2 separate regions of the Homo sapiens genome follow, and region 1 is linked to region 2. A link is a loop called in an ENCODE intact Hi-C map of the cell type or tissue named here. Cell type or tissue: gastrocnemius medialis. All regions are shown on one strand. Region 1 overlaps ST8SIA5 (ST8 alpha-N-acetyl-neuraminide alpha-2,8-sialyltransferase 5). Region 2 overlaps PIAS2 (protein inhibitor of activated STAT 2).

The links. A loop is a pair of places that touch in the nucleus more often than their neighbours do. Peaks named below come from ENCODE experiments on the same cell type or tissue, not always from the same donor. Only the 100,000 strongest peaks of a DNase experiment are listed, where the experiment ranks them.
Region 1: it touches region 2 in a loop (2.7-fold over the local background); 3 of 110 quality-filtered maps call a loop at or near these places.

The regions. Positions count from the first base shown.
Region 1 is chr18:46,679,458-46,681,957 of GRCh38, forward strand. ST8SIA5 (ST8 alpha-N-acetyl-neuraminide alpha-2,8-sialyltransferase 5) reads right to left here. Exons shown (of 7, transcript NM_013305.6): 7 at 1-1,053. The coding sequence ends at 585. Among named protein-coding and RNA genes, the nearest start is that of LOXHD1, 23 kb to the left of the region's middle. In gastrocnemius medialis, no CTCF peak of the experiment used is centred here; a DNase peak (open chromatin) is centred at 1,480; H3K27ac peaks cover 274 bases.
Region 2 is chr18:46,856,055-46,858,554 of GRCh38, forward strand. The region is part of intron 3 of PIAS2 (protein inhibitor of activated STAT 2); the gene reads right to left. Among named protein-coding and RNA genes, the nearest start is that of PIAS2, 60 kb to the right of the region's middle. In gastrocnemius medialis, a CTCF peak has its summit at 1,137; no DNase peak of the experiment used is centred here; H3K27ac peaks cover 281 bases.

The DNA.
Region 1 (2,500 bases), 180 kb before region 2:
GTCCCTGGACCTCTTGAGATCACTTTCTTCACTGGAAGGTCTAGTCACTGGGTTGGCTTCTAAGCTCTGAGATTTAGATAGCAATTCATAGCTAAGTCTTCGATATAAAACACAGGAACCAAAAGTGTGAATAAAATCTTGACTGTGCTCAAGTGTCCTGTGAAGTGTCCTGTCTCCACTCTCAATTCCATTCTCTGTAGGGTCTTCCTTCAGCTGCAACAAGGGCCTGCAGTTTGTGCTCTCTCTCGGATGACAAAATTGGGTGGAAATGTGCTTTATTCACTTGCCGTCCCCAGGGCCCCTGATCTTGGGGTGTGGCCCAGCAGCATGCTAGCCAGGGCAGGTGGACGCACTGGGCGGATGCACCGGTGGGGGCCAGGCCAGGAGGCTCAGCACAGAGCTGACTCTGCCCCGGTTCCTAACCCTGCCTCCCTACCCCAGGATCCAAGTACAGAGCTGAACAATGGAGGGAGAGACAGCCTGAACGCCAGGACCCCACGCTGCCCGGTTCGGGGCTCCCAGTTCCACCAGGAGGGACAGCAGGAGAGGGGGCGCCGCTTGCCGGGCAGCCTGGCTGGCAGCCATCAGCAGCAGCTGCAGGTGCCCGTGTGCACGCGGAGGATGCCTCGGCTGTGCAAGTGCAGGAAGTTGAAGATCTCAGAGGGCATGGCGTGGAAGCCGGGACGCGGCTTGACGTTGTCATAGTAGTGGTGAGTGATGTAGAGGCCCGAGGGGTTCATGGGGAAGGCCCAGAAGCCAAAGAGGTGCACCTCCTCACAGAGCTCCAGCGCCGCAGTGACCAGAATGAGGCCGGTGCTGATGCGCTTGGCGCGCACCCCCAGGCTGAGCCAGTAGCGCGACACGTTGACCAGGTACTGCGGATGGAAGTAGTAGACAGCTTGCGGCGATTCGAAGTCGTCCAGCACGTACTTGACGCGGATGGACACGTCGGTGTTGCGCGTGTTGTAGAAGGCAGGCAGCAGCACCGACGCGTTCTCGTACACCTGCAGCACGCGATAGAACGGCCGCCGCCACTTCTCCAGCTTGTGGAACCTACACAGGGCGCGAGTGAGAGGTGAGCACCCACTCCTCCGTGCCCTCAGGCCCCTCGCTTCCCCACCCTTGCACCCTGGGGCTTTGCAAAGGACGGAAGGGACTCATAAGGCCACCTGCCTCCTGACACCTCACGCACCTGTGCAGATGAAGGTGAGAACTCTCTCAGGGGCAGTTGAGTTTTTTAAGTGGGTGCAGGAGAGGGCAGTTGGGATCCAAAGGGACAGATATCCAGGGTGTGGCTGCAGGGGGCAGGGCAATGCTGAATCCAAAAGGATGAGGGTGGCCCAAGGGAGGCTCAGAAGGGAAGTGGCTGCGGGAGTGGAGGCTTGCTCTAGAGGCCTCACGCCATTCACCTGTACTGTCATCCCCAAGCTCCCCAGGGACAAACCCCAAATGCAGCTGCCTGTCTTGGCTCAGACGCTTCCTCTCCTGCAGCCTCCGTTTCTCTCTCACACACTAGTGTGTTGTTATTTTTAGAGACACGGTCTTGCTCTGTCATCCAGGCTGGAGTGCAGTGGTGCAATCATAGCTCTGTGCAGCCTTGAAATCCTGGGCTCAAGCAATCCCCCCACCTTAGCCTTCTGAGTAGCTGAGACTACAGGTGTGCACCACAACACTTGCCTATTTTTTTTTTTTAATTTTTTGTAGAGACCAGGGACTAGCTATGTTGCCTAATTTGGTCTCGAACTCCTGGCCGCAAGCCACACTCTGGCCTCAGCCTCCCAAAGTGCTGTGGTTATAGGCATGAGCCACCACACCTGGCCCCATTTCTTTACATTAAGCAGCGTTCCCTCTTGGGCCCTCTCTGACTTTGCTGTCTCTTCCCGCCCCTTAAATAGCTGCTCCCTGGGCATCTGATCCAATTCAATGACCCCCTCCTCTCATCTCCCACTGTCCCCTCCTCTTACATGTCCTCTGACCTGGTTGGTGTGGCTACGCCCGGGGCTAGGGTTTCAACACTTCCCCTAAAACCTTCCAGATGAACCCCAGGAGGGGAGCCAGGAGGGGAGCTGAGATCTCAGTGTGAGCTTCTCCCCAGTACCTCCTGGACACAGCCAGGTAGGGAGCTGCCTGCCCTGGTCACACCCTGGAAAGCTGACCCACCCATCTCTAGGTGAAGGTAGTGTAGACCAGCACCGTCCAAAAGAACTAATGCAGGCCACATATGGAATTTAACAATGTCCGAGTAAGCACATATGAAAAAATGGAAATGGGTGAAGTTTTTATATTTTCTTTAACCCACTATTTCGAAAATACTATTACTTCAACGTGTAATTAATATAACAAGTTAATTAGATATGTTATCCTGTTTTTGTATTAAGTCTTTGAAACCCAGTGTGTGTTTTACACTCACAGCCAGCACACCTCCAGACTAACAACACTTCCAGTGCCCAGTAGCCGCATGTGACTATTGGCTACCATTTTGGACAGTGCAGCTCTAGAA
Region 2 (2,500 bases):
GAGTGCAGTGGCGCGATCTTGGCTCACTGCAAGCTCCGCCTCCCGGGTTCACGCCATTCTCCTGCCTCAGCCTCCCGAGTAGCTGGGACTACAGGCGCCCGCCACCACGCCCGGCTAATTTTATTTTTATCAGAGATAGGGTTTCACCGTGTTAGCCAGGATGGTCTTGATCTCCTGACCTCGTGATCCGTCCGCCTTGGCCTCCCAAAGTGTCTCATTACAGGCATGAGACACTGCACCTGGCCAAAGACTTTTCTTTTACTATAAAGACCTATTCACTGGATATTCTTATTGATCTCAAGTACAGCCTAAGCATTAGTTTTTATAGCTACTAGGGGGATTCTAATATAGACCCAGGATAAAGAATTAGTGCCTAGAGTCTCAGCATCTCCATACCATGCAACTTCATAATTATGTATCCAATTAAAGATACAGAACCTCTTATAATTTCTAGATGAGAATCTAATGGTCCCATGTAAAATATATTTCATACTGAACCCTCCAAACTCTTGCCACGCAACATGGAGTCTACGGGGAAGCAGCACTTATTCCTTAGGAGCTTGTTGGAAATGCAGACTCTCAGGCCCCATCCTAGACCTATAGAATTAGAATCTGCATGTTAACAAGATCCTCAGGTGACATGTATACACATTACAGTTTTAAAAAGTATTGCCCTTAGCCATTGTCATAAATCTTGGACTCTGTCAGAGAGAAGATCACTAGAGTGTAGTCCTTTCTTGAGAAGACTGGAGTACACTGAGCCCCCATGGTGCTCTAACTGGGCCAGTCTACTCACCGTTCCCAATCCTCGAGCTCCACTGGAAGGCAGTAAAGCACAGCAGTGACAACCACCTTAAGTTCTACAGTCCCAAGCTGCACAACATTGTGCAAATCACTTAACCATTCTGTGCCTCAGTTTCTACATCTGTTAAAGATGGAAAATTACTGCACCAACCTCATCAAGTTGCTGTGACAATTAAACATGTTAACAACACATGTCAAGTGCCTAAATATAAGATGTGCTCAACACATGGGAGCAGCTGGCTGCTGTGACTGTTTCCACTGCTCCCACTGTTCTCCTTACCAAGAGCAGCCTTCTCAAATGGCTATTCAAAACATCCCCATATCCTTGACAATACTGACCTCTTCTGAGCAACCCATATCACTCCACTCATTCATATCAAGACACATTTCATATTCTGGGTGCTGGAGCTTCAAAGACAAATACAACACAGTATTTGCTTCAAAGGATTTATATGCTAAGTAGGTAACAGAAATACAACACCTAAAATAAAATATGGTAAGTGGTACAGTACATTATAAAAAGTAAGTGCTACAGAAAAAGGGAAAATTTTTGTCTTGAAAGTTCAAGGTCATTATCACAATTAGTCCAATCTAACTAGAAAACAGGGTTTTTACAGCAGTGGTTCTGCCTACTTCTGCTTAGTGGCTCCACTAGGAACATGAGTAACTGTGGGTATCTAGTGCAGTAATTCCCAGAAAAAAAGAAAGGACAGAGATACAGATCAGAAACTTGTTAGATGGGAAACACGATGTGAAGAAAGAGAAAAGACAAGACATGAGCCTAGAAAGATGGATGGGGGCATAAAGGGTTTTGAACAGCTCACTAAGGAGTTACACTTTATTCTGGCAAGGGAAATTAACAAAAACTGGGAAATACAATGTGCTAAATATCTTCACAAACATTATGAGTAATGACCAAGGCATCTTCTGACATTCATTTCTGCCAATCACTGTTCTAGGAAGTTTTACATACTGGTCCATCAGATACAAAAGAAGCATTTACCATATGCTAGGTACTGTAATGGGTTGTGAGGTGATAAAAATGAGTAGAAGAATGCTGCTTTCATTAAGAAGGTTGCAAATGCAAGCAGTGAAATAAATGCAATGATGCCTTAACAGAAAATAAGTACATGGCACAGTGAGAGACAAATGACACATTAAAGCAAATCTGGAAAGGCATCACAGGGGACGTATGAATTGAACTGGCCCTTGAAACATGACTCAAGAAGTTTGCCAGGCAGAGTACAGAGAAAAAAGGCGGCAAAGGTGCAAAGATGTGAACACCATAGTTAACCTAGGAAACACAAATGGGAAAGCCTAGTCAGAGTACAGGTTGTTAGAAAAGAGTAACAGGAGATAAGATTAAAAAAAAAAAAAAGCAGAGCAAGATGTTGAAAACAACTGCCAGGCAATGGAGTGTGGACTTTATGAGGTACCATTAGAGTGTGTTTAAAGCATCAAAGAGAAAAAACTGAATGGGCTTTAGAAAGATCATATGTAGGAGCTTTCTAATGGAAAGATCTCATAATTAGGAGACCATTACAATTGAAGAGGCAAAAAACAAGGGCTTGAAGCTGGGCGCAGTGGCTCACGCCTGTAATCCCAACATTTAGGAAGGCTGAGGTAGGTGGAGTTCAGGACCAGGCTGGGCAACACAGCAAGACCCCATCTATGCAAAAAATAGAAAAATCAGCCA